Regions from separate parts of the Homo sapiens genome. Here region 1 is linked to region 2. A link is a loop called in an ENCODE intact Hi-C map of the cell type or tissue named here. Cell type or tissue: endothelial cell of umbilical vein. All regions are shown on one strand. Each heading gives the region's core, and the rest is flanking DNA. Links, peaks and the distances in the headings are about the cores only.

The links. Peaks named below come from ENCODE experiments on the same cell type or tissue, not always from the same donor. Only the 100,000 strongest peaks of a DNase experiment are listed, where the experiment ranks them.
Region 1: it touches region 2 in a loop (2.2-fold over the local background); 1 of 110 quality-filtered maps calls a loop at or near these places.

Annotation. Positions count from the first base shown.
Region 1 is chr13:37,674,972-37,686,659 of GRCh38, reverse strand. All of the region lies in intron 4 of TRPC4 (transient receptor potential cation channel subfamily C member 4), which reads left to right. Among named protein-coding and RNA genes, the nearest start is that of POSTN, 82 kb to the right of the region's middle. In endothelial cell of umbilical vein, for the core only: no CTCF peak of the experiment used is centred there; a DNase peak (open chromatin) is centred at 4,769; H3K27ac peaks cover 2,117 bases.
Region 2 is chr13:37,740,154-37,751,841 of GRCh38, reverse strand. TRPC4 (transient receptor potential cation channel subfamily C member 4) reads left to right here. Exons shown (of 11, transcript NM_016179.4): 3 at 5,387-5,905. Among named protein-coding and RNA genes, the nearest start is that of TRPC4, 120 kb to the left of the region's middle. RefSeq lists a silencer at 4,256-4,550. In endothelial cell of umbilical vein, for the core only: no CTCF peak of the experiment used is centred there; a DNase peak (open chromatin) is centred at 4,531; H3K27ac peaks cover 1,526 bases.

The sequences.
Region 1 (11,688 bases), core at 2,559-7,558, 65 kb after region 2:
GCAAATTTTTAAACAAGATTGGTTTCTCATTTCCATAATTTATTTTACATTTTTATGTTTTAAAAGGTGGATATTAACAAATCTGAACATTTCAACAAGGCCTACCAAATTGAAGATGTAGAATGAAAAGTTGGTGATAACATTTTCATCTAGATAAATATTCATAGAGTCAAATAATACTATATGGATGTATATATATGTATATATATGTGTGTGTATACACACACACACACACACGTATACGTATAACCAGTTATGGTTTTTACACATATATGTATAATCAGTTATGTGTATATAGGTACATACAGACACATATATACACATACATATATATGTATGTATACATATAGACACATATACACACGTGTGTATATATACGTGTGTGTGCGTATATATATAATTCTTCCTGTCTTGTGACCATTTTTTCATCTTTTGTCTAAAGTCATTAAGATCAAATGGCTTCATATTTTCAGCCTCACCGCTGAATTTCCCATCCCCTCAAGCAGCTCCAAACAATATTCTCACAATTATAAGAAATATTCGTATTACTTTCCCCAGCTCCTCCCTTGTCGTGGTGCTCAAATAATCTTAGCAAACTAGCTTCAGACACACACAGACCCTCAAACACAAGCTGCAGACTACCCATTTATTAATTTAAAATGGATATTTTAATTTTTGAGGAAATCAGATAGTACAGTGCGACATATGACCCTCATTTTACTATTTATCAGTGGGAAAAAATATTTTAACATCATCTTCATGGAATTATAAAGACTAATGCAGTAATATCTCAAACAATGAGATATTAATGAAGATTTCAGTTATTGTGTGTGCCCCTATTAATGCTGAACACATGATTTCTTTATTGGAGGGAAATGAACTCTTTTTAGGCCATGACAGTGCAATATAAATTTGATACACAAAAATTGAAATTTACAGGCCTTCAGAGAATGTTTGAAAACATGGTTTAGATGGTTCAAGGGAAGAGGGGAAAAGACAGGAAAAGAGGAGTAGATACCAAGAAAGAAAGAGTCAAAGTTAAAAAAAAAAATGAGATTCTTGAATTAGTCTTCATTAGCACAGAGTAACAATAGTAGTAGTAGTAATCGTAGTAATAATAGTAGAAACTGAAAAAATTAGGCACTGTGCTGAGTAATTTAAATGCATTCTTTTGTTCGAACTTCACAGTAACTCTGTTCCACTTAATCATAATAAATGATGTTAATGTCTCATTTCACAGAGAGGAAACAGGCTTAGAGAATTTACATTCCTTGCAGGGATCAAGGGATCAAGGAGCTAACAAGTGATACTAGATTCAAATTCCAGTCAATGTAAGTCTAGATCTAGATTCTTTATCCTTTCTGAGACACTCACCCAAAAGTGTGAGAGGTAGAATTTGAAAAGGCAAAAACAGCTCAGAACGTGTGTCCGTACTTAAGACTTCTTCGCTTCTATTTGCCGGCTTAGATTTTTACACAGGTGAAATTTGAATGGACCATGTTTCTGCTTCATTAAAGGTGTAATGCTCTTTAAGATGCACATTTGATATGATTTACTATTGAATATTATGTTTACCAACATACCAAACTCACCACTACCACCACCCTCACATCACCACCAGTATCATCACTGCCTTTTTTCTAATCTAAAACATATTATGTGTGACTTTCTAGCACTAAAAGAAGCAATCCATTCCAAGAAAGAAAGAATAAGTCCTTTGATATGACCTAGAGATGTTTCCTTTTTTGCTTTCCATGTATTAGTTGCTATGTTCTAAAGTTAAATTTATTTTCTTCAAGGACATTATTATTTTTTAAATTTCTGTGTGTGTGTGTGTGTGTGTGTGTGTGTGTGTGTGTGTGTGTAAGGGGTACTCAGGAAAATCGAAAGAAATAAATATATTTCTTTGTGCATATTTATTTTTAAAATGTTCAGAAGTTTGTATTAAGTGGAAGGTGGTAATTTTCATAGTGAAAATATTAATATTCACTTATTCGAAACTATATATTAGGCAACTTCTGCTGCTTATTGAAAAGGTAATGAACAAGGAATTGGAGAAATATTTATTCCTTGTCTTCCTATCTACATAAGCATTCTACTTCTTAGTTTTCATGGAAAATTTTAAATTAAATTAGAATCCTATAAAAAGAATGCTCCTACACTGATAAAATGTCTCACTTGATTTTTAAGTAACTATTTTTAGGTGATAAGCTATCAGATGATCTGGAATTCTAAAGTTCTACACTTCACTCTTACTCTGAAACTAACATGGCATCCTTTCTTGGTAAACTTAAAAATGTGTACTTCCTTAATTATATATTCCTAGTTTTTTTTCTCAAAATGTTAAAATAATGGTGTCAAAACCCATAGTGGTTTAAGCATTTTTAGATGCCTTCCAACTAAGAATATTTAACATTCACTGTCTCTTTATGTCAGTGTTTTTTGAAGTATGGTCTGCTGACTAAAATTATGGTTACTGTAGATTCTTATGACAAATTCAGATTATGGTTGGCTGATTTAGAAATTCCAAAAGTATTTTAAACATTAAAGACTGAGAAACAATTCTGGAAGTCAAATTTCATAATCATATAATGGTTTTATTAAGGATCTTCAACATATTTGAATCTAGACATGAAATGGTTTTACTTCTTTCTATCACTCTCCTTGGCCACCTTATATCAAATATCCTTTCCTTGTTCCCGAATGATATCACTATCGGTTATCATAAATTTTCTGAAATTTCAAGTTATTTAAAAGTAGGCTATGTTCAGTTTAAAACTCAAATTTTATAAGCTTAAAGATCTTCTCTTCCCAATAAAGGCCTGACCCATGGCTTGAAGGATCTGGAATTGTCCATCTCTTACACATCCTTTAACTCCAACACTGGAATTCAAGGTGGGATATAGGCTCTTCATGCTTCCTCACTCCTGTTGCTTTAGGGACGATGGGGAATGGGAGAAGCTAAATGTCCTGACTTACCTGGCACCCTGGTCAGAGCTCTTTCTTGGTTGGTTGTCCTGCCTCTCTGGCTATTACTGAGCCACCTGTGTGATGCTGACCCTCCTGAGGGGTGCACGGCTGTTCTTTGAGAGCCCTGTTGTGCCTCCACACTGCATAGTTCTCTGAGTCAGAGATTCAACTCTTCCAGGAGTCTTCCAGTCCCTCCACTCCTGTAACCAGCAGTCAATCCCTAACGAGGTCCTGGAACCCTAACAAATCCCTCTTGAGTCCTGGCAAGAAGGCTCAAACCCAGCCTTTTCTTCTAATATGCACTTACCTCACAACAGCATCACAGAACCTTACCACATTAAAAGACAGAAGGCCAGACTGCCATGGGCTACCCTATGGCCAAACCTCACTGTTTTCCATTTTCTGTGATGAGCTGAACCCAGGGGGAGATGAGCAAGCCACCTGCCCAAACAGATGCCCCAGCAGGGGTGAGGTAGTAGTTCCTCCTTGTAGAAACTCCCAGACTTTATGAGGGATTTTCTTGGAGTCTCCCTTAGACTTGACTTAGGGAGGCAGTAGTATTGGTGAGGAAACACCCTTACCTGTCCTTCTGGTATTCCCTTTTAGCACAAAAACTGCACTGTCCTGGCTGGGCTGCCGACGCCTGTAATCCAAGCTCCCTCCTTGGAAGGCCAAGGTGGGGAGATTGCTTGATGCCAGGAGTTCAAGACCAGCCTGGCCAACATAGAGAGATTTCTTTTCTACCAAAAAAAAAAAAAAAAAAAAAAGATAGCTGGGCATGGTAACATGTGCCTCTAGTCCTTGCTCCTCTACCCAGGAGGCTGAGGTGGGAGCATTGCATGAGCTCAGGAGTTTGAGGATGCAGTGAGATATAATGCACCACTACACTGCAGCCTGGGAAACAGGGTGAGACTCTGTCTCTAAAAAATAACAACAACGACAAAAACAAAACAGAAACCTTGCACTCCCTGACCTCATGGCTCTCTCGCTATCTGTCTCCCCAGGTCTACCTCTGTTACAGATTACGGAAGGAGAGGGCTAGGTGGTTGGGAACAGATAGGGTCCTGATGCCTCCTAGTAGGCCCTGGAAGGAAAAGTTTGGCTACAATTTTCTGTAAACTCTTTTCAGAACATGGATGCTTGGGGTCCTTGTCCTCATCTTTGTTTGAGTTTTAAGTATACTGCTGAGAACAGGAGCTGCCCCTTAACTGAGTGCCTCTTAGAGGTCCAGAACAAGTGGGTTTCTACTGAATAAAAGACTTCCTTTAAATTTATCTTTGAACAGAAGCAGATTTTTGATGAGAGACTACTTTTATATTCCCTGATTTGAAAATCAAAAAACAAAACAATACAAAACTCCAGCAGGGAGGAAATTTTTGTGTTCTTTTATCTTCATTGATTTGATACCACAACATAAAGCTCAGTGTTCTGTGAAGAGACTTCCAAGGTCAGGCCCCCGACAGCTTTGCGGCTTAAATAAGAGACCCCTGGAGGTTGCCATAGGTGAAAAGGTGACTTGCTTTTTGTTTGGGGTTGTTTACTATTGGTGTAAGTACGGACAGTAAGAAAGGGAATGACAGGAGATCTATTTGCAGAGTTACACATTTGTCACATGTAATTGGTGCTGTTAAATGTGGCATCTGAGCATTGCCTACCCCATCACATCCTCACAGCCAGCTTCGCAGGACATAATAGAACATTCAAATAGCCCTGAGTGAAAACTGTTATGGGAAAGGTAGAAAAAAATAGTAAAAACTTCCAGACATCTACAAATATTTTTAAAAGGAAGTTCTCTGACTCATTTGCACTGTGATCTTTCCTTTGTTGGTCCCCACAGTCTTGACATCAATGCTTGTAATTAGGCCTCCATCACGACTCTGAGAAATCATGTCTTCTGTTTATAAACAGCAAAGAGCAATTTCGAAATGTTCCCATTGCGGGAACAGGATAAACATTTTGTGACAGAAGCTGTCTTAATCTTTGTTCTCTTCAGGCTTTTTAGTTACCATGGATAATTTACTAGCTGAATTCGTTTTTTATTTAGTTAATAGCACCCTCTGGTTTTTCTAAAGGCTTGTTTCTTCAAAAATTCAGTAAATGTTGCCAGAATAAATGAAACTGGCCATTTCGCTACCATGCTTATAACAAACATAAATCCACAGTCATCTGACAGGTATGTGGTGACTAGAACTATAAAAAGTGATATTCAATCTGGAACAATAACAAAAAAAAAAGATACCAACACATTACCACATTAGCCAACAGACATTGATTGGCAATCTTATCTATAGCTCAAGTTTAAACAAAATGATGACATGAGTTTCCAGTTTTATCAGGATCTCTGTTTTTCCCACACATTTGTGCCTTTCAAAGGTCAGAAGTGAAGTAAGATTTTGGGTGGTCAAGAAAATCAGATTTAATGTCTCCTCCTTGATCTCCAGAGGAATTGTAATATATCAGCATTGTGAGTTTTGCTTAGAGGTCATCTAGTCTAAACTTACAGTTGAAGTTTCATCTCCTTTAACCCATCGGACGAGAACAGAGTCTGCTCAGCTATGAAGGAAGTCGAAATAAAATGTTGACTTGTACTGAGCTCATAACTTCTTCTTTATACCTCCTTCCCAAAGCCTTTCTTCCTTTATGTAAATCCTCACAAAATATTTGAATTTCGCTATTTCGATGACTGTTAATAATCACATTTGACTTTCCAGTTTAGTAGCAGCAGGTATAAAGATAATAAAGTTTATCTGTCAGACATAATGAAATATAAATGCTCTGGTTAGCAAGTACTTTAAAATATATTTTATTTCATGATACATACAAATCTGAAAGCAACCGAATTATAAATTCATTAAGTTGGAATGAACTTTAAAGATTACGTAGATCAGTCTCCACTCGCTGCTAGAATTTCTCTGGCTTAAAGACAGCCTCTGGATTGGAATCTCTATGTCACAGGGTAATCCATTCCAGTTTTAGAGCAACTCTAATTGCCAGAATATTCTTCCTTACATTTGGCAAGAAGCTGCCTTTCTATGCTTTTCTTATCAAAGATCCAATTTCTGCTTTGTGGGGCAGACCAGAGCAAGTCTGTGCCCTCTTGTACAGGGCAGTTTTTCATCTCTCATGGCAGCGATTGTGATGACTGCTTTTGGTAAAATTGTCACAATCCTAATAGGAAGAAGCAATCGTTGGCAATTTATGCAGTTAGGATAAAATCATACTTTGTAAAAGCCATGTAATCCAAACCTCTGTTTTTTGAAGTGAACGGAAACCTAGAGAGGCTAAGCTAAGATTCTAAAGCTGATTGCTCGTTGAGTTGAGCCTGGCCGCTTGATCACCTAACGTAGACTAGCTCTTATCACTATGCCTTCTGGTGAAAAATTAACTTGAAATGCATTTGCTAAATCAATGATTGCATGCACATATCTAATATCTGGGAATTGGCAGTGTCAAGCAAGACAAAACAAATAAGCAACATTGTACCAAGCTCATAACTTCTTCTTTATACCTCCTTCCCAAAGTCCTCATTCTGTCTTCTGAAGCACATAACTCTGTGCCTTGTAAACTCTCAGGAATAAGAAAATGTTGTCCAAGTGCACTGCATTTAGGAGATTCTGATCCAGTCGTGCTTTCTTCATTAACTGGTGGCATCACATTCTTGTTTACGCTGCCTCTTTGGGCCTTAGTTTTCTCATGCAGGCTGTGGTTGTCTATTGAATTCTGCGTCTGTAGCCAGGTTAGTAGGAGAAAGCACCATAGGTATGGAAAAAAATGTGTGCCAAGCATTTTTTCGCACTGGATATTTTAAATTCTAAGTTTCCCACCAGCTCTAAAATGCAGTGCAGGCATCATATCTTACTTAGTTCTGATATACTCCTTTCTCCAATATGGAGGTAGTAAATATTATTATCATTTTCCCAATTATGTCCCAATTCTATCTGACCTCTCATGAGAGATTTATTTATGAAAGATGACTAAAACGGGAAACTAGGATGTAAATGCCGAATTTAGAATAAAGCAGTTGTCTACAGCCAACTTTAAAAATACACTATAATTAATTTATCTGAAATCAGCTCTCATGTGAGTTATAAATTTGAATATAACAAAATATAAAAACAAAACTTTATCAATAATTTTAAATAGTCATTGTTTATTTTCACTAATTAATGATAGACCATCATGTCTACTATGCTTTTATTTCATTCAACATTTTATTATGAAAAATTTCAAACATACAGAAAATGTAAAAAATTTATAGTTACTCATATATTACCTGTAATCAATGTATTACCATAATATTTTTAATTATTTTTTCTATCACTGTATTCATTCCTCAATATCAATTTTGTAATTTTGGCTACATTCAAATTAAGTTATAACACTAACTTTTTGGAGTTGAATGCAGAGATATAAAATGTTAAAACGCATACAGTCATGTAATAACCACCACAGGAGGCAGCAAACTACGGCCCTGATATCAGATTGTTTGCCAGTTTTTTTAATAGTTTCATTGGAACACATTCATGCCCATTTATTGCAAAGCCTAAATTATTTGTTCTCTGGCCCTTTACAGAAAAGTAGTTATAAATTTTTATAAATGCCCTTGATCAAATTAATAAATTTCCCTTTTATTCACACTTTACTGAAAGTTTTTATCATGAATGCATGTTAAATTTTGTCAAATGTTTATACTGCATCTATTGAAATGATCACATTTTTTCAAAAAGCTGTTGATGGGATAAATTATGCTGATTGATTTTTAAATATTGAAACAACCTTTCATTACCTGGAAAAACATTACTTGGCCATGATTTATTATTATTTTTATATATTGCTAACTTTTATTCACTACTATTTATTGAGGATTTTTGTGCATATTTATAAGGGCTATTGGTGTGTAGTTTTAAAGAGTTTTGTCTGATTGTTTATCAGTGTAATACTTGCCTCTTAAATGTTTCTTACTGTTGTTATCTTTGCAAGAGTGTGATTAGCACTAGTATTATTTTTTCTTGAAATGTTTGGGTGAATGCACCATGAAATCAACTGGACCTGAATTTTTTTGTTGTTGGAAGGATATTAACTACCAGTTCATTTCCTTTAATAACTATAGGACTATTCAGGTTGCTTTATGTCCTCTTGAGTGAGTTTTAAAGTTTATGTCTCAGGGAAAAAAGCTCATTTAAGTTGTGAAATGTATGAGCATCCAGGTATTCATTCTAGTTGCTTATTATTCTTATAATATCTATAAGATCTATATTGATGTTCCTTCTTTAATTTCTGATATTGATTATTTATATCATCTTTTTTTGTTAATCATTCTGGCTAGCGTTTTATCAATTTTATTGACCACTTAAGAAAACTAGATTTTGTTTTCATTGATTTATCTTTCATTTTATGTTTCAGATTTTATTGATTTTTGTTACCTTTGTTATTTTCTTCTTTCTGCTTGTTTTGGTTTAAACTTGCTCTTCTTTTTATACTGTCTTAATTGAAGGTGAAATCACTGAGATGAACCCCTCATTCTTTTTTGATAAAGCATTCAGAGCTGTATATTTCCTCTAAGCACTACTCTAGATGCCTCACAAAGAGTTTTTGGTTGTATCTTCATTTTCAATCATTTCAAAATATTTTTAACTCTTCTCATGTATTCCTATTTGAGCCGAAAGATAATAGAACTGTATTGTTTAGTTGAAAAATATTTGGGGATTTTCTAGGTACATTTAATTATTGATTGGTTGTTTATTTGTGTTGTAGTCATAGAACTTACTTAGTATGATTTCAACCTAAATAAATGTGCTGAGGTTTGTTTCATGGTCCACACTATGGCCTATCTTGGTGAATGTTCCATGTGCACGAGCAAGAAATGTGTATTCTGCTGTTCTCATGTTGTTGGTAGTGTTGTTCAGGTCTTCTATATCATTACTAAATTTCTGTCTACTGGTTCTGTTGGTTACAGAGAGAGGAATGCTGAAACCTCCACTTATAATTCTACTTTTCTTTGTTTCTTGTTTCAGTTTTAATAGTTATGACATCTTGTATTATAGGGTTCTTTTGTTAACTGCAAGCACACATAGAATTTTTATATCTTCTCAGCAAATTCGCCTTTTTATCTTTATGTTATATCCCTCTATATACCTAGTAACATTGCTTCTTCTGAAATACATCTACTTTTATATTAATGTAGCCACGGGAGCTTTCTTTTCATTATTGTTTTATGTTATATTTTTATTTTTCCTTTACTTCTATGGATGAATTGTGATAGAGTTATGCCTGTACTTTTTTCATATATGATCATCTCTTTATTTTCATTAGTGTGTTTAGATCATACATTTCATTGAGTATAATTATGATATGGGTAAACTGGAAACCTACCCCCATTGCTATCTGTTCTTCGTTGCGTTTTTCCTTTTATGCCTGTTATTGGATTAAATATTTGTATAACCCTAATTATTTACATGTATAGCTCTCTACTCATATATTTTAAAATATTTAAAAGGATGCCATAGTATTTACAATATAAAATATTAATTTATTACATTCTAACTTCAAAAATATTATTCTGCTTTATGTGTAGTATAAGAACCTTATGACGGGAGGCTTGTAATTCTCATCTTCTGTGCTAATGTCATTATACCTTTTACTTTTACCTATGTTGACAATTACAATATATTGCTACAGTTTTTACTTAGGCAGTCAATTATATGTTAGAAAACTTTTAAATAAAAATAAATATATGTATTTTATATGTATAACATATATATATATACACACACATTTCTGGACATAAATCTTCATTTTTAAAAATAAATCTAACTTTCTGTCCAATATTATACACCTTCTGCCTTAAAAATATCCTTTTAGTATGTCTTTTAGTGTAGATCTGACAGGAATAAATCGTCTCAGATTTTGATTGAAGAAAAAGTCTTTAGTAAGTATTTCTTAGAGCTATTTGTGTTGTATATAGAATCCTGGGTTAACTCTTATTCTTTTTCTTTCAGCACTTTAAAGATGTTACTCCAGGCCGGGCGCGGTGGCTCCTGCCTGTAATCCCAGCACTTTGGGAGGCCGAGGCGGGCGGATCACGAGGTTAGGAGATCGAGACCATCCTGGCCAACATGATGACACCCCGTCTCTACTAAAATACAAAAAATTAGCCGGATGGGGTAGTGCGTGCCTGTAGTCCCAGCTACTAGGGAGGCTGAGGCAGGGAAATCGCTTTAACCCAGGAGGCGGAGATTGTAGTGGGCGGAGATTGCGCTACTGCACTCCAGCCTGGCAACAAAGTGAGACTCCAACTAAAAAAAAAAAAAAGATGTTACTCCATTGCCTTGTATATATTTTTTACACCCAGAAGTTTGCTGTCAGTCTTACTTTTCTTCCTTTGTATGCAAAATGTCTCTCTTTTTTCCTTTTTTTTTTTTTCTTGGCTGCTTTCGGTATTTTTTCTTTATCTTTTGTTTTTGACGGTTTGAATATGATGCATCACGGTTTGGTGTGTGTGGGTACGTATGTGTACGTGTGTTTTGGAAAGTTATTCATTCCACCTATGCAGAAGACTAGCCACAGACGTACACAGCCTTTATGCCTGAAAGTGTACATGCCTCTTCTCTTCTAAGTTAGTGTAGAGGTTTGAGGCAATAAGTCAGGAGCTGAGTTGGGTTTGGGTTTTGTTGTTGCCACCGTCAGTTTCAGTGCATCATATGCCACAGCTTAGGGTGGAAAAGAAGATTATTCTCAGTGTTCCTTCTCCACCTACAGCTTTTGATCTTCCCTGTACATCTATGCCTCAGAGGCCCTTCCTCCAGTGGTTGTCAATTGCTGATTGTTCCCTGGTGTTTGTTGGCCTCGTGATGGAGGGCAGGAAAACTCTCTGATGTCCTCATCCAGGGTCAGACTTAGGCAGGCCTATATCTGACTGCTAGGGATGGAACTTTCTCCATGATCGATGCCCTCCTTTTCATGGCAAACATGGCAGCTTATGTACAGGAAAGTTTTTCCTGTCCCTGCTCTAATGGTATTGCTGTAAACCTGAGGCTCAGGAGTGCTTTCTGTCTCTTCCACAAGGCTAAAGTGTTTTGCTCCTTAGGTGAGAGGAGCCTGGAGAGGACACTGTGCCTCTCCCACAGAAGCAGCCTCTTTTCTCCCCAGGCTTGAACTATAATATTTCTCTTGAGCTGTGGATAGGGTCCATGAAGAAGAGCATGCAAGAGGGTAGAAATTTTCCTTGTAACTGTGGCTCCCAGGGATTCTAGTCTCTCCTGCTACCTCACAGTCAGCCGAGTCTCTTGGATGGTGCCAGTGTCTCTTCCTTGCATACTCTGCCGCAGGTGAGCTAAGTCTCACAACATGGTTGCTTTAGAGGAACGTGCATATATTTTAAAGTTTAGATTCCTTGATTTCTCGTCTCTCTGATGCATGCTTGGAAAATTATGATTTTTATAGTTAATTTCACTTTTTCTTGAGTCAGTGTAGGGATAATACTTTTCCAACTTTCTACATCCTAGGAAGATCTTCAACTCTAAATTTCATGTTTCAGAGTATTATCCTAAAAAATTCTCACTGTTTGCTTGTGTTAATGTAGTTATGACATCATATTTACCCTTTTAATATTTACTGAATCTAGATATTTTGACATCTCTCTCATCATTAGGCTCTAAATACGAAATTATAAAATTTTAATAAGATAATGGAAATAAAATAATAACCTACACTAATATT
Region 2 (11,688 bases), core at 2,243-7,242:
TTTGCTTGGGAGATACAGGAAATCTGTGCTCCAGTTTTCTGTCAAATACACAGTCATCTCTGTGAGGATATGAATTGCTTTATCTTCATTTTTCTTAATTCTCTACATCTAATGCAGTGCCAGACAATAGACTCAGTAAATATTTGTTGATTCAATATATGAATAAATTATTGAATCAATCAAAGTAATTATAAGCCGTTTTAAGAAAGGGAATTGCCTGAAGCTGTTGCTATATTAGAAAAATCGCATTTGCAGTAGTGGAGGGAAAGAACTGAAGATCCCGAAGACCCGTCCTTTTCTTTAGAATGGCTTACATTTTATATTAATAATTTTCTAGTAACCATAGGGTCCCCTTTTCCTTTATTAAAGCTTCTATTCTATTAGCTGGTTAACCATACAGTCTTTTGTCAGACCCTTCTCTCTCTTTCTTTCTCTCTCTCTCTCTCATTCTTTTCTCATTTCAAAACAAAAATAAAAGGTACATTTTCCTACATTTGTGTATATTTTGAATAGCATCTTCGAAAGTAAAAGCAAAAGAAGCAGGATTGGGAAGCGGAAGCCGTTAGACCCTGATGCAGAGCTGATGAATGTTCCCGCCACTGTAAACAGGAGCTCCGGAGGATACGGCTGCCTAGCAAGCCATGTCGTATGCTGAGTAGAAATAGCTGGGCCCTGTCCATCCTCTCTGCTTGCTCTTCCATTGTCCTGCATTTTAAAACTGAGGAAGAACCTGAACCGGTTAGCAGGTGGAGGCTGCTGGTAGACTACACTCTTGGTAGCCGGACAGCAAGTCCATTCTTGAAGGGGTTATGAATGCCACATCTCCATTTTCTATAGGAAGAAAGCATTCTTATTCTTTTAACGAAGAAAACTTCACATTGATACCAGAATCTGATAAAGACAGCACAGTGAAGATTAGAAATCCATCTCCCGTAGGAAAATCGATTCCAAAATATTTCTCATAAGTGGGAGTTGAACAATGAGAACACGTGGACACAGGGAGGGGTACATCACACACCGGGGCCTGTCGGAGGGTTGGGGGCTAGGGGAGGGATAGCATTAGGAAAAATACTTAATGTAGATGACGGGTTGATGGGTGCAGCAAACCACCATGGCACGTGTATACCTATGTAACAAACCTGCACATTCTGCACATGTACTCCAGAACTTAAAGTACAATAATAATTTTTTTAAAAATTGCCAAAGTAAAAACATTATGCATTTGACCACGTGGAATTCATTTCAGGAAAGTCAGAATGTTTCAATATTCCGAAACTTATTAATATAATTTGCCATACTTTTAGGACTAAGGAGGATAATTATATGATTATATCCATTGAAACAGAAAAGGCATTAGACAAAATTCAACACTCATTTTTGATAATAAATAAAAAAGTTATTTGCAAATGGCATAAATATAATAAATAAAACCAACGTAATTGCAGTGGGCAGACAAGTTGGTATCAGTGCTTAAGAAAACTGTGTGACACAAAAACTCTGTACCTAGAAACAAAATCAACATACATGTACGTTATTCCTTCATGTTCAAAACAGAAATAAAATCTTCATAAGAGCAATATTCTTAATGGCCCCAGACTGGAAACCATAAAAATGTCATTAACAATGAAATGAAATAAAATAGAAATTGAAATATTTCGCAGAATTGAAGCAACAGTTTTTGCTACTAACAAAGGAATATATTTCAAAGAGCTAAAGTTGAACAAAGAAAGCTAGACATAAAGAGTACATATTTTGTGATTCTATTTATATAAAATTTTCAAAGTGTGTGAAAGTTACTTATACTGATAACCATTAAATCTGTGAGTATATCTGAGAAAAGTAATAACTGAGAAGAGTAACAAGTGGGAGGCTTGTGAGGTGCAGGCACTCTCAGGTTTTAATCTGGGTTGTGTTACCTAAGCATGTTCAGATTTTTAAAAGTCATCAAGCTGTATATTAATATTTATGCATTTTACTATATGTATGTTATACTTTAATAACAAGTATAAAACGAATAGTGATAGCAATGAATCACAATATATTAAATAAAAGAAAGAATTCATGGGGTCATAGCAATATCCAACAACAAAAAGGAGAAGATGGAGAACTTTCATACACAGAAGAATGCAATATAATAAATGTAGAAGTGATGAGAGAATAAGAAAACCTCAGACTTTCAAAAACCATGTAATAATTGATGTAGGCATATAGTTAGTACTCCGTAACAGGCAATTATTTTCTTAAAACACTTTTGTTCTGTTTTTATTGTCTTCATGCAATCGGAGAGGACCCAAACCTGTCCCCTGAGACCTAGATAAACACTAATATTTTGCCTGCCTGGCTGAGTCAGGGTCCCAGCAGAGTCCCCCACGGAGTCCAGCTAAGACAATCAGTTCCTGATGTCTAACAATCTATGACCAGCTGGGTGCCAGGCAATTAATGGTAAAGACAACATATAATGTTAAATTTCGAATACATTTTAGAGTAAGAGTAAGCTCTAAAATAATTATAATTATGTAATTTAAAAATAGTTATTTACTGTATTAGTCCGTTTTCACTGTTCTATAAAGACACTACCTGAGACTGGGTAATTTATAAAGGAAAGAGGCTTAATTGACTCACAGTTCCATATAGCTGGGGAGCCCTCAAGAAACTTATAATCGTGGCAGAAGGCAAAATGGAAGCAAGGCACATCTTACATGGCAGCAGGAGAGAGAGAGAGCAAGAAAGGGGAAGTGCCAGACACTTATCAAACAGCCAGATATTGTGAGAACTCTCTATTACAAGAACAGCATGGGAGAAACCATCCCCATGATCCAGTCGCTGCTCACCAACTATATCCCTGTATACATGAGGAGTACAATTCAAGATGAGATTTGGGTGAGGACACAAAGCCAAACCATATCATTACTGACCAACCAATTGACCATTCAACAAACCAGTGCAATGGTTTATTGAGTATTAAAACTCAAACAGCAGATTTATTCTTGGTATATTCTCACATATTTTAATAAACTTACTGTATCTCTCTTTAATACTTTTACACTGTTATTTTTTGAAAAAAATGTATGCTATTCAGTATGGATATACTATACTTATTTTTAAAATAAAATTTTCTGCAATATTCTACAAAGATATATTTTATGGTTAATGAATTTGAAATTCTTAATGAGATTTGGGTGGAGACATAAAGCCAAGCCATATCATTACTGACCAATCAATTGACCATTCAACAAACCAATGCAATGGTTTATTGAGTATTAAAACTCAAACAGCAGATTTATTCTTGGTATATTCTCACATATTTTAATAAACTTACTATATCTCTCTTTAATACTTTCACACTGTTATTTTTTTGAAAAAAAATGTATGCCATTCTGTATGGATATATTATACTTATTTTTAAAATAAAATTTTCTGCAATATTCTATAAAGATATATTTTATGGTTAATAAATTTGAAATTCTTAACAGCTTAAAAAGCATAGAAATCCAAGATGAAATTGTACTGAATCCAGAAATTGCCTTCAAATTACATGTCACTTAAACATACATCTAATATAGGAAATTATTTAGTTACATTGTTTTGTCTTCCCTCATTGTCTGCCACAGAAAACACTAAAAGTACAGTAGTCTCCTCATATCCAAGGTTTTGCTTTCATCAGTTTCAGTTACCAATGCTTAACTGTGGTCCAAAAACATTAAATTGAAAATTCCAGAAATAATACATAAGTTGTAAATTTTGCACCATTCTGAACAGCACGATGAAATCTCACGTTGTCCCACTCCATCTCACCTGGGACGTAAATTCTCACTTTGTCAGGCAAATGCACACTGAAACCATTTCCCAAACCTTAGTCACTTAAGAGCCATCTTGGTTATCAGATTTACTGACACGAGATTGCAGTACTTGTGACCAAGGAAACTTTATTTACCTTCACAGTGGCCTCAAAGTGCACAAAAGTAAAACACTATCTTAACAGGCAGTGTGGTCACCCTAGTACTCATAAGCACATTTCAAAAAGTGTTTATTACCATCTTCACTATTAAATAATTGCATACCTCTGTAAAGGATATTTTAAATCGATAATTTCATTCCTATTATCTTTAGTGTTTCTCATGAAACCAATGGATATCCTATATGGCCAGATGACTTTAAAATGTGTGTAATTGTCCACATATAAAAATGTACCTATATTTAAAAGTAGCATTAATGAAGTGTCATCATGAGTGTCGTTTTTCTCCATATGGTTTTCCTCTGATCCTTTTGTGGTTTCCTTCATTTTTCCAGCAGCATATTTCAATGTGACGTGAGTCATCATTTTTTTTTGCCATGCCTGTTTAACTGCCCTTATGTAGCATTAACTTTTCATAAATGCCTCTATGGCTTTGTGCCAGCAAAAATAAATAAACTAAAAGTGCTAAAGCAACATAGTGCAGTGCAATTCACTCAGGGTTGGGTGTCAGACAGGTGAACCTGTGTTTATTATATAAGGTCTTTAAAGTATGTGGAAATTGCAGATCAGATTGTAGACCTTCCACTTACTCACTGAGGAACTACATCCATAAAATGTGAATAATAAAGGGTGAGGGTTAATGTACCTGGCAGATGCTTACTAAATGGCGGCTATTATTATTTTCATCATTACCATCCCTAGAGTATAACCCAAAGGAAATCGTGCATAAACACATTGGTGACCTGATTCAGTGGAATTCACACTGCTGACTCGACTCAATGCTTGCTTATTTCTAATAAAACAGTAATGCTAGTTATGGAGCACCTCTTGTCATCTGGAAAATATACCAGAAAAGCACAGATGAAAAGAGGAAGCATGAGGCCAGCCCACTTATTTTTGCTGCCACATTTAGTCACTAGGCTGAATGATAGGAAAGCAGAAGCTAAAACACAGTAAAAACAAACAAAAGACAAAACCTAATTGAGGAATTAAAGGACTTCTACTGCAGAGAAAGAGCTTGGGTTTAAAACAAATCATTAGCTGTTTTTGAGTGTATTTCTTGATTATTTTGGACCTCAACATCTCTGAGAAAGCAAAGAAAATAGTGTCAGCTGGAAAATAAGTTGGGCTTATTTAAAAGAAATAAAGACATTCATCAAGTAAAGAGTTTCCATAACCACCTATTTTAAGATGCTGTAAAATGTCATAATTCAGATTAAAAAAAGAATAATGCATCATATTGGAAAGTTTTTTTTTCCAATTTTGTCTGGTCTTTTTGTAGGGGAAAAGACCATATCTCTCCTACAAAAAAAAAAAAACCCGGCCAAGGACATATAAACCCTGTTCCATATTGCTATAGCATGGTGTATGAAATTCACAGACTTGAACAAAAGAATAAATATTCATCACCTCTGCCTTTTTTTTTTTTAGGTGCCTCCTATACTCCTTGATAAGCAGTTCTCTGAATTCACTCCAGACATTACACCAATCATTTTGGCAGCCCATACAAATAATTATGAGATAATAAAACTCTTGGTTCAGAAAGGAGTCTCAGTGCCTCGACCCCACGAGGTCCGCTGTAACTGTGTGGAATGCGTGTCCAGTTCAGATGTGGACAGCCTCCGTCACTCACGCTCCAGACTCAACATCTACAAGGCCTTGGCCAGTCCCTCTCTCATTGCACTGTCAAGCGAAGATCCTTTTCTCACAGCCTTTCAGTTAAGTTGGGAACTTCAGGAACTGAGCAAGGTGGAAAATGAATTCAAGTCGGAGTATGAAGAGCTGTCACGGCAGTGCAAACAATTTGCTAAGGACCTACTGGATCAGACGAGAAGTTCCAGAGAACTGGAAATCATTCTTAATTACCGAGATGACAATAGTCTCATAGAAGAACAAAGTGGAAATGATCTTGCAAGACTAAAATTGGCCATTAAGTACCGTCAAAAAGAGGTGAGTGTTGCCAGACTTGATCCATCAAAATGCCATAGAGTTTAATCACAGTGAAGCAAACTGCTACTCACAAAATTAGTTTTGGGTTTTAGAGCATTTTCTATTCAGCTGTAAGTGGATGACATTTATTGTCTACCGGATTAATAATTATGAATCACATTGAAGAGTGGTAATAAATGGTTTAATAATTGATGTTTTTGGCCTCTGTCTTAAAATGTACACATTGACTGTGGTATAATGGAAAAACTAATGAATTTTAGTATGTCCAGACTGAGATTTCTGGCTCTGCTATTTATAAGTCTTGTAACTTTAGGGGGTCACAGATAGATTTCCTTAAGCTTCAGTATTCTCACCTGCTGAATGGATTTAATATTTGAAATTATATATATATATATATACGTATATATACATATATACGTATATATATACATATATACGTATATATAAGTGTGTGTGTGTGTGTATATATATATATATATATATATATATATATATATATACGCATATATATATATAAATAATCAGCCTTCTGTATCTGCAGGTTCCGCATCCTTGGATTCAACCAAATGTGGATGGAAAATGCAGCATTCATAGGATGTGGAACATTCAGATATGGAAGGCTGATTTTTTCCTATCCATGGGTCCCGTAGGGCCAACTGCTGCAGGGCTAGAGCAGCCATGGATTTTGGTATCCACATGAGGTCCTGGAACCAATCCCCCACAGATGCTTGGGGACAACTGTATATATAGACAACATTTTCCTCACAGGTTTTTAGGAAGTGTAAAATATGTGGATGTGTGAAGACTCTTAGTAAATTATATGGTATTGTTTTATTTATATCAGTAAATACTTATTATAAAGTGTTAATAAAATAAAAGACTTTAGTACAATAGCAGATGTAAGTACTAAAACTTTTCTCATATCTTGCTCATTTTTTTGATTTGTCAGGAATAAGAAACCAAGTAAGTTCATCGCAAGGGAGTAATAAATTTCTTGTAAAATTTCCATATATTAAAAATGCTGTATTAAATAACAGAATCTCATACTTCTTACCCTTAATCAGCCAGCATAATTGCTTTGTGTTTGAGTGAGTTCTCAAAAGACTGTTTACATCTATCTGAAGAAAATATTGGTTCTCTGTTCACTCTTAAATGATAGTAATTATCTATTCCAGAACAATACTTGGAAATGCTATGTAAGATGAAAAGAGAAAGAGAAAAAGTGAAAGACTTCTGAATTGTAAAATGTACTCAGTTTCTTTTGAATTTGGCCTTAATGATCCCATATAAGCCCTGGCTGCTTTGTCTGTTGCTACTCACTAAATACTCAAGGTTCAAGATACCTGAACTTGCTTTCTCAATTTTTTCCTCTAGTTGTGTGATTAGTTAAGCTAATCTGGTTGTCATGGAAGCCTGAAACAAGGTGAAATGAACTTTTCCCTTAATACTGAAGTGAACAGCTTCTTTTGTGTCCATTCCCTCTAACTCTAAAATCACATTTGCTATTTTGAGTCCTTGTCAGCAGTATTAACTCATTTTCTTAGGTTTTTATGTTTTGGACTCAGAGATCTAATATTTTAAAGAAACTAGAGTAATTTTACTACACAATGATAAGATACATTGATGAAAGATGTTCAAAGTGGTAAATGGGAAGATAAGAAGTCATTGCAGGCTTTAGACTTGAAAGATATTGAAATATTGATATGGCCTAAATCTTCTTAAAGATCCATATTAGCACAGTAGTATGCTTTGCTTTCTTTAGTTTTTCTTTGGAGAAGGGGGTTTAAAGAATCGACACGATGATTGCAAAGATTTTCTCTTATGCCATAGCTGTTCACTGTTAATATTATCCTACAAATGTTGAATGGAGTAAAGTTCCCAAGATGTACAATTCATGAAATGAAACAGAGAATGCAGAAGCAGCCTGCTCTGCTCACCTGTTGCTCTTTAGGTCTCTCTGCAGCCAGTGAATGAACTCAGATTTATTTTTTGCCTGCACTCATTTTGGTCATGGCATTGAAGCTGATTTAACGTCATCTTTGGCCACAATAACTTTTGTGAAAGCCTGGGAACAAAGTACTCATAAACTCCTTTACCATATCCTCATAACAGAATGCTGTCAATGATATTGCATTAACTGAAGCTGCCAAATTCCTGTCAAAGAGTTGTTCGAGATAGAAATTGTAATTTGAATTTCTTGCATATTTATATTTATATTTTTACCTGCAAAGTAATTAATACACTTTGGTCATGCATTAATTTCCTTAATAACTGTTTCAACATATATTTCATAGAACACATTCCAGGAAATGCACGGGGCACTTGGGATTCCCAGGTGTCAGGTCTCTGCTCTCATAGAGCTTATAGCCTATTAGGAGAGACAATGAAACATTGAATATATATTCTCCATTTTGTTCCTGAACCACTAAAAATGTTCTTCCTTACTGAACGTGTTTTCTTTGCTTATGTTCTTCTGTATATGTTATAAATATAAAAAGTGGTTTCAATGTCAAAACCTATGAAAAAGCCATAACTCTAATCCCATCTTCAGTATCTAAGAAGCAAAGCAATGGAAGGCATTTAATAATTTCCAACACTTCTCTCAAGATGTTTGTATTCTTGCTAATATGAAGTTATGGAAGGGTGATAAAGCCTAATAATACAAGATAAAACATAACAAAAAACATATAGCATGTAACAAAAAAATAAGAATTGGTGCTATTTTTTAAAAGACACTTTTCTTGTAGATATGGGGTCTTGCTATGTTGCCCAGGCTGATCTCAAACTCCTGGGTTCAAGCAATCCTCCCCAAAAGATACAATTTTAAAAGACATTGTATTGGGATTTTTTTCCTTTCAAAATGTTTTGAGATTTCAATGGAGAAAAAAATGAAAACGAAATTCTTACAGAGTTGTTCTGGAGTATCTTGCATTTACTATCAAAGAGAATATTTTTCTCTGATTGAAGATTTTCCCAAAGCAAAATAACATTGGATAACTGATAGCATTATTTAAAAAATTCAGGAATAACATTTTACTTTCATATATACCTTTTAAAATCATAAGTTGTGTTTTACCGCATGTATTCTTAGGTTATTCAGAAATTATTAAATTCAAATATTAAAGGTTTTCTAGTAAGATCATGTGCCTTAAAGAAAATTCTGCTTTAGCATGTCTTGCTTCATATCTTTCTTACCAAAAGTTTTCCTTGGTTTGGTCTAAATAAGTCTGAGATTTATCTTTAGTCCATCTCTCAGGATTTGGAATGCTTTCTCATTAACCTTCATTCACATAGCTAAGTCCTGCACACTCTTTAAAGGTCATCTCACGTCTTGTCTCACCGCAGGAGCATTCTATGAAGCAAACCCCTCCATAGACTCTCTTGGATAAATGTCCTCATTATACACACCCTATATTGCATTGTGTTATTACTTTTCCATCTCCTCCTCTAGGCAGTGTCAGGAACACATCCATCTTACTCACCAGTCATACTGTAGCCCCTGACATACAGAAGGTGCTCAGTAATGAATGCACCTGAATGAAGTCACAGATGCTCTTAGATCTGGATGGTTCCCTGCATGTTTCTTTGCCTGAATAAATTGCACTATTTGGGTTAATCTCCTAATAACAGATTCCTTATGAATCAACATATTAAAACAATTAATGTTGGCAGGATTTGATTGCAGACTTGTTCTGGTACTTCTCTAATCTCATCCAAAGAGAAAGCTCTGTGTTAATTTCATGCCATAGATATTTTTACATTTTCATTTTATATATTCTTTCTAAGCAGCAGCATCATAGAAAGAAGAATTGTATTACTTCTATTAATTCTAGGCTAATGATGCTGCAATTGTACTGATCATATATTAGCAGAACAAACATCTTCTATCAATTCAAATGAATGTATTTTAGCAACTGGGTTAAGTTGTTTACATGGTTTATTATATTAAACCTCCAAATACACTTCTGAAGTATGAACTATTTGTTGCTGTTTTTTTTTTTTCATGAAAAAATCGGAGTCACAGAGGGTTATATAATGTGCAGTGTTACTCTGTTAAATATTGGGGCCAGATTGCAAATCCAGATCTTAACTACAAAAACTTGGCTCTAACCATCACACCATATTGCCTCCACCCAGACATCATCCTGCTGAACACTGGGTAAACCTGAGAAAACTGACGCTGCTAGCCTAGTTTTGTTGAGCACATGAATTTATTTCATGACTCAGCTCGCCCGTAATGAAAGCCTTGCATTTTGACATGAAGTTTTCTTTGCTTTCACGTTGTGATGAAGCACTTGATTTCTCCAAAGAGTGTGAAGCCTACTTTCCCTTTCTTTCTTACTCCACTTTTACGTTTCTGTGTCAAACAATAATCTTTCAAGTACCATTCTGCGATGGGACAGGTTTAAGGTTTAAGGTTGCTCCCTTGACCAAGCACTCCCATCCCGATGCCAATCATCTAAATGAATAATAACAAAGGAAACTGGAAACAAAAAGCATGTAGTCATACCCTTAAAACTGATTCTTGCCCTGTGTGTAACATAAAGGCGAGGACGACTGAGGACATGTCTTAGACAAAAAACTTGTCCCTTGGTTTCTGGCATGATTTTTGCAGATGCAGAGTCTGTGGCAGTTAAAATTACTTCCATGTAGTCATTCCTCTTGCCTAATATTTGTAAGATTACTAAATGTGAATTGGAAGCTTAATACATTTCTTAACTATTTTTTACAGCAAAGACCTTCCGTAGTTTTTGTTACATGATTGACAATATTGTGAAGTAAGTAATTAAAAGGTAGAGTAGCCTAGATGTCAAATAAAAATAAAAAGCAAGGAAATAGATTATTTGTCTAAAAACATTACAATTCAAACTCTCTATAGCTTTTCAATATATTTAATTTGCCTTTCCCTTTCATGAAGGTATTTCAGCAGCTTTGCAACATTAGCTTAAATTTTGGAACTAATTTGGGTTTCGTCCTACACATTAATGGGATTGTTAAAGGAGAAAAATCAACATTTGAACAGCCCGCTGCTCATGACCTCCTAACCTTCTGTTTATCCAGTCTTGGGGGAATGGAGAAAATGTGAAGAGATTCATGTCAATCAGACACTATCCATGGCATGGTAAACTAAATTGATTCAAAATGTTCCACAATTACAGCTCTTTAAAGCTCTCTTAATCTCAAGATTGTTGGTTCTGTTTCTTGATTTATTTCAAACCCCTTGATATGGAAGCAAGAAACAAGACTGCTGTGAGCAAGGAGACAGGGGAGGTGGGGAGAATGTAGGGACAGAGGAAACACATAGGGTGTAGCCTTAGTACAACCAAGGGACACCTCGGGTGAGAGTTACAGTGCATAGCAAGAGTGCTAAAGCAGTTAAATAACAAATAGAGCAGACACTGTGGATTGTGTCTTCTTAAAACTGCCTAGAACCCTACTTGTCTGTATATCATGGCCTTTATTTTATAAACTCTTTTTTGATAAGTGTATCACTCCAACAGGTTTTTAATTCAAATGTTATTTGAAAAAGGCAATAAATAATCATTTAAATCCAATCTTACTACAATATGAACTTCATGTTAAAAATCAATCAACAAACAAATTAAAAACACCACTCATGTTCTTGATTTACCTGATATCTGCATATCTGAGATCTATAGCAAGATGCCATTTTGTGCTTCTGTTAGTAGTTGAGGGACAGTAACATCTCTCTCTACATATTTTTTATTCTGAAATTACTAACCCTCAAGGTTGTACCCTACCCATCTTTAAAAAAAATCACA